Regions from separate parts of the Homo sapiens genome. Here region 1 is linked to region 2. Evidence: chromatin contacts called from ENCODE Hi-C data. All regions are on one chromosome and are shown on one strand. Each heading gives the region's core, a stretch centred on a gene start or an enhancer-like site at or near the end of the contact. The rest is flanking DNA. Distances are from core to core; before and after follow the strand shown. Region 1 holds the start of BCL2A1 (BCL2 related protein A1). Region 2 has its middle 100 kb from the start of TRC-GCA5-1.

Region 1 (3,207 bases), core at 86-2,585, 330 kb before region 2:
GAGCCACCGTGCCTGGCCCAAAGAGGGTATTTTTTTCTTCCCTCTCGGTATCATCCTTACTCAATTACAAATGATCAAGGGCGGTACTGCCAGAGTCACCTCGAGAGGCCCTGTTCTCTGCCACCCAGGCTGTTTTGTAGTCTCCATTCCAAATTGTCGTTACTCCGGTTTACCCCGTGGATGGCGTTTAAGACTTTTCTTAAATTTGAAATTCACAGAACCATTTTAAAGTGAACAATTCAGTGGCATTTAGTACCTTCGCAGTGTTGTGCAACTTCCACCTCTATCTAGCTGCAAAACATTTTCTTTTCTTTTTTTTTTTGGAGACAGAGTCTCGCTCTGTTGCCCAGACTGGAGTGCAGTGGCGTGATCTTGGCTCACTGCAACTTCTGTCTCCCGGGTTCAAGCAATTCTCCTGCCTCAGCCTCCCGAGTAGCTGGGATTACAGGCACACGCCACCCGCCTGGCTAATTTTTTGTATTTTAGTACAGACGGGGATTTACCATATTGCCCAGGCTGGTCTCAAACTCCTGAGCTCAGGCAATCCGCCCGCCTTGTCCTCCCAAAGTGCTAGGATTACAGGCGTGAGCCAACGCGGCCGGCCTTGTAAAACATTTTCATCACACAAAAGAAAACCTTCTACCCATTAAGCAGTTACTCCTTCCTCTTCTCAGCCCCTGTCAACCACCAATTTGCTTTCTATCCTATGGATTTAACTGTCTGGATATTTCATAGAAATAGAATCACATAATGTATGACCTTTTCTGTTTGGCTTCTTTCTATTAGCCTAATGTTTTTGAGGTTCATTCCTGTTGAAGCATGTATCAGTTCTTCATTCCTTTTTTGGGATGAATAATGTTCCATAATTTATTTATCCTTTCGTCTGTTGATGAACATTTGAGTTGTGTCCACATCTTGGCTATTGTGAATAGTGCTGCCATGTACATTCGTATGTAAGTATTTGAGTATCTGTTGGGTGTATACCTATGAATGGAATTGCTGGGTCTTTTGACAATTCTGTATTTAACTTTTTGAGAAACTGCCAACATTTTCACAGGGGTTGTACCATTTCACATTCCCACCAGCAATCTACAAGGATTCTAATTTCTCCACATCCTGCATTTAAGACTTGCAAAGCTGAATTAATCACAGGATGAGGAAGTGGCTTCTCTGAAACATTTTCCTCTTTCACATTTTAAACTTTCTCTTTCATACATGACATGAAACACAGCCTACGCACGAAAGTGACTAGGAGGAAGGATATTATAAAGTGATGCAAACAGAAATTCCACCAGCCTCCATGTATCATCATGTGTCATAACTCAGTCAAGCTCAGTGAGCATTCTCAGCACATTGCCTCAACAGCTTCAAGGTGAGCCAGCTCAAGACTTTGCTCTCCACCAGGCAGAAGATGACAGACTGTGAATTTGGATATATTTACAGGCTGGCTCAGGACTATCTGCAGTGCGTCCTACAGATACCACAACCTGGATCAGGTCCAAGCAAAACGTCCAGAGTGCTACAAAATGTTGCGTTCTCAGTCCAAAAAGAAGTGGAAAAGAATCTGAAGTCATGCTTGGACAATGTTAATGTTGTGTCCGTAGACACTGCCAGAACACTATTCAACCAAGTGATGGAAAAGGAGTTTGAAGACGGCATCATTAACTGGGGAAGAATTGTAACCATATTTGCATTTGAAGGTATTCTCATCAAGAAACTTCTACGACAGCAAATTGCCCCGGATGTGGATACCTATAAGGAGATTTCATATTTTGTTGCGGAGTTCATAATGAATAACACAGGAGAATGGATAAGGCAAAACGGAGGCTGGGTATGTGTGATGGAAAAATTCTTCATTGTTCTTTCCTGTGAAATAGAAATTGAGAATTTCCTTGCTAGTTAAAACAACAACAAAACACTTTACCTAAGAATACTATTTTCCTTGGGTGGTTTGTTTTAATTTTTAAAATAAAAATATACTTTCTGGCTTATTTCCAATGAATCCTTGAACTTGAACTTTATAGTTGGAAAGCACTTATGTTTTCAGTTTTTATTCTTAACAGTATAAATTACAGTAGTGAGCTTTGGGGATTAATAAAGCACCTCTCTCATGCAGCTTCACAATCAGCTGTGCACACACTCTAATCTAGTACTTAGCTTTTGCTAGGGTTGTCATGACAGTACAGACAGTACAGAAATTTCTACAATCAGCACAGAAAGTTGCTATCAGATGCTGTTATTTTTAGGTATTTATGGGTTGCAAAAGACAGGTGTAAATTTTTGTAAGTTCATCGCTTACAAATTGGTGTTTTTCAGTTTACTAATACATAATAAATAGTAACATATATTAATATATAGCAAATTACATTACATATAATATATAACACATTATTACTAATAATAAATTCCGGGCTGTTAAAGTTTGTTGATTAAAACATAATATACTGTATGACCAGCAAGAACCTTTATTCAAGAATTTTCAAATAAAAATTTACTTTATTATCAGTGCCTAAAAAAGCCAAGACTATGTAGAGGCCTGTGTTGAAACTCATGTTGGTAAAAAGCCTGACACAGCTGGATGTATATGGTTTCCTTTATATTCCAATATACTTAATAATTATTTTTTTAAAGCACTTAAGTGTTCATTGATCCTCTCTCCAACGGCCTTCACCTCTCCCAAGAGGTAACCACTGTTATCAATTATTTTGCATGCAAAACATGCCTACTGAATCTATCCATAGAAAATAAACAATACTTCTTTGTAAAACATTTTTTGTAAAAAAAGTTTTATATAAAATGTATATGTATGCTTATGTATATGTTTTACATAACATATATGTTATACCATATAACACATACCTTTTTTACATATACACATAGATTTTTTATGTATACATATAAATTTTGCATACATATTTTTACATGTGTATATGTAAAAATAGTACATGGTACTAATGCTGCCACTTATTTTTTTACCCAGAATTATTTAAAATAGTATTATTAAGAGTGCTGTGTATATTCTGTTATATGTAAGTGCTGTAGAGTACCTGGCCATTTCTAGCTGATAGCTGTTTAGGTTATTTCGAGTTTGCTGTCACACACAATGCTTCATTGAATATCATTTTACGTAAATCTTCCCTTGTGCGTGTGTGTAGTTTTCTAGGGTGGATGTTGGGTTGTAGATGCTGGGTCATGGTGTACATACAT
Region 2 (3,340 bases), core at 302-2,801:
GTTGGCCTGTGAGCTAGGAAATATATTTTACATTTTGAAATTGTTTTTAAAAAAGCAAAAGAATAATGATACTTCATGATGTATTAAAATTACATGAAATTTAAATTTTATTGTCTGTACATAAGATTATATTAGAACACAGCACACTCATTTATTTATGTATTATTTAGGACTGCATTTTTGCTAGTGGAGGAACTGAGTAGGAGTGACAGGGACTGAGTGACCCACAAGGCTTAAAATATTTACTCTCTGCTCTTTTACTGGTCTTGTTCTAAACCAGTTCTTACTCTTGCCACTGACTTTACAGTGGTTGTTTGGGTAACTTCTGCAAATGGGTGTGTACACATGTGTAGGGTGAGAGGCATTCTTCCTTACTTTGTAGCTGAAAATAGGTCATCCTACTATGAGCTGTGAAGTCTGAATATGTTTCCCCTTGTTCCACTAAACTCAATACAGGTACACCCAAAGGAGTTTCAGAAAATAGTCACTAGGACCCATGGGAGAAGGGCAGCCTTCCACTTTTGCTGATTTGATTAAACCACCTAAGAAGGGATTGCACAGACCAAAAATAAGCTCCAAACCAAAGATGGTATTGCCCAGTCGGTAGGCCATTCAGCCTTCAGTTCCTCACGAAAGAGCTTTTAAAGCCACGTATGACTAGATCAGCAGGTTTCTTCCAGCTGGTCTCATCAGAGAATGAGCCTTTGCCATGGGATCTATATAAGAGACTTACTTTAAGCTACTCTTCACTTCTTAGGATTCTCCCAGTTTCTGACATTAAGCTTTTTGGGTCATTCATATTGCAAATTTGCTTTTTGCATTTGATGTTGAGCACTGTCTTTGACCATCAACCTTGCTCCCTCCTTCACAGTTCAAGCTCTTGCTAGCTTTTCTTTTTCAGGTTATGTTGTTTAAGCACCCTGCCTATTTACCCTCTACTCTCATCCTGCCTCAACATCACTACAATCACTGGATCAGCAGCCTCTATGATGCTTACCATCTGTCCTGAAAGCCAGGAATAAATAGAATATAAGATATGAGATGCTACAGGTGAAAGCACCTATTGATCACTGGGAATGGGGGTTGCATGATGGAAGAGAGCTGAAGTGGAGACTAGGATCAATGCTGTTAAAAGGCAGAAAACAATCAGAAGCAGAAATGCAGATATAAATGCATTTTGGAGCACACACTAAGAGGATGTCAGCAGGACCTGTAGGCATCATGGTGATGAGTGCTGCTGGCAAATGCCTGAGACACTGAGTCTGGGGTGATGGAAGATTGAGGGAAGGAAGGAGAGGAATGGAGGTGGGAAGGATGGCAGAAAAGAATGAAGTATTTTGGGAGATAGTACTTTATATGGGAAATAGTCACACGGGGAGTAGGAGGAGTTTGGAGCCTGATATGCCTCAGCAGCAGAGGCCTTTCCCACCTCTGCTTTGCTGTTTGTCAACTGGGGCAGGTCCACTGTAGGACAAAAGAAAATCCTTCTGGGAAGGTGGCCAGCACCACTCGTGGCATACTGCAGGCCCTCCCTGGGGTAGCTCTTTTCCTACTTCCAATTCCTATCTTAGAGCTGTTGCTGTGTCACCACCATGACTCAGAGCCTGTGGAATCTTAGGCTGGGTTCATCAGCTCAGAAAGGTCTGACTTCAGTCATTTATGGGGGCACCAGAAATGACATTGTTTGGTGTCAGTGACCTCTTCCATGCGGTGAGCAAAGAGAGAGGCATTTTTACTTAATTTGATTATTCTATGGGTAATTTAGGTGTCCCTGCATTCTATTATGGCTAGACAAAGCATTAGCCCAGAAGCACATGCAAACTAAATTATTATTAAGTGAAAGCTAAGTGAAACATAATGGCATATAATAGGGATCACAGAGTTATTGCTAAACAAATAGCCTCTGCTTCCACTTCTACCCCTCCATGCTGCCCAGATTCTGACACACAAAGTCCCCTCCTTATCTGTGGTATGGGGACGCCGCTGGTGCCTAAAGAGGAGCATCACTAATGCTTCCTGATAAGGCTTTGGGCATGGAGTACATCCCCAGACATGCACACTCATTTGGCAGGGCCTCTTGTCTGTGGAAACTATCTCCTGCACCTTCTCAAAAGGTGATCTTCTACTTCACGGGGTCAGCTTAAGATCACTTTTTGCCAGGGGCCAGCATGACCCTCCTTAGGGCTCCCAGGGCCCTCTGAGCTTTATTCCATCACATCATCTAACACAGTGTATTGTGATTATCCAATTCTGTGATCCTCTCTTTTTCAAGTTTCCTAGCTTCTTGAGGACAAGCGACATGTCTTATTTGTCACTTTATCCTCTACAGTGTTACTTCTTAAACTGTAATGAGCAATGGAGCCACCAGAGGATCTTGCTGAAATTCGGAGTCTGATTCAGCAGGTCTGGGGTGGGTAAGATGCTGCTTCCCTAATGAGCTCCCAGGTGATACCAAAGCTGCTGGTCCAGGGACCACTCTGGGTAGCGAGCAAAGCCTTAATGCCTAACAGTGCCCAGGCTAAAGTAGGTGTCAGAAGCACAAATGTTCTGAGCTCAACCAGAGTATCACACATCAAAGTACCTTGAGAACTGTAAAACATTTATGAGCATGTTAGCAGCAGATGTAGCTACTTTTTTTTTTTTTTAAATAGATCTGCTACCATTTTTCAGCTACCAGAGTAGCCAGTTGAAAAGTAAAAGTCACAGATCGGTTATCTGCATGGATTTTTAAAAAGTAATGAATGTATGGGAAACAAAAACTGTTTGGCTGATTTTTCTTTTTTTTTTTTTCCACGAGCTGATTGAATTGGCTTTATCTTTTTGTGTTGGGGACTGGTATTTGGATATACTGGTATCTGTTTGGAGACAGATACATGTTTCATCTCTGTTCAATTTTTAAAGTGCGGTCTCCTCTAAAATGGATTCAAAGTTAATTCACTTCAAGAAGTAAGGGAGACAGAGGTGAGCCTTTTACAGTGATTGGAACATGTTTACTTATCATTCAAATTCCCTACTTCTGCTCATCCATGTAGGTGAATTTGAAATCTGTAGCTGGGTCCTGAATTGCAGCTGAGGTTACTTAGTTACTGATAGACCATCTACACGGGATGAGGATCTGAACAGAAAAGATCACCAATTGCTCCTTCCCCAACCCCTCTATCCTCTAGTATCCAAGGACTGGACGTGACATACTCAAGCTCTGTGGGACTGACTTGAACCCCCACCCAAGCCTTCTAGCCCTGCTGATGTTTTTCTAATGGGAAGCTGCATTTTCTCTCTTTTGGAATGGATTAGCACTGAGGTTGGTGGACTTCAGCAAATTTTCCTGGACAGTAAAATC

What was found. A loop is a pair of places that touch in the nucleus more often than their neighbours do. Pooled maps may share reads with other maps.
Region 1: a pooled map shows a loop between it and region 2 (2.9-fold over the local background). The contact joins the promoter of BCL2A1 here to the enhancer-like site in region 2. A Hi-C loop is called at or near these places in 4 of 50 pooled maps.

The regions. Positions count from the first base shown.
Region 1 is chr15:79,969,324-79,972,530 of GRCh38, reverse strand. It overlaps BCL2A1 (BCL2 related protein A1), which reads left to right and starts at 1,335. Exons shown (of 2, transcript NM_004049.4): 1 at 1,335-1,831. The coding sequence starts at 1,412. RefSeq lists an enhancer at 712-1,911.
Region 2 is chr15:79,638,607-79,641,946 of GRCh38, reverse strand. No RefSeq gene overlaps it. Among named protein-coding and RNA genes, the nearest start is that of TRC-GCA5-1, 100 kb to the left of the region's middle. RefSeq lists an enhancer at 1,788-2,366. Within about 2 kb of position 1,551, at least 2 of the 41 ENCODE cell types and tissues checked have a DNase peak (open chromatin) inside an H3K27ac peak, as active enhancers do.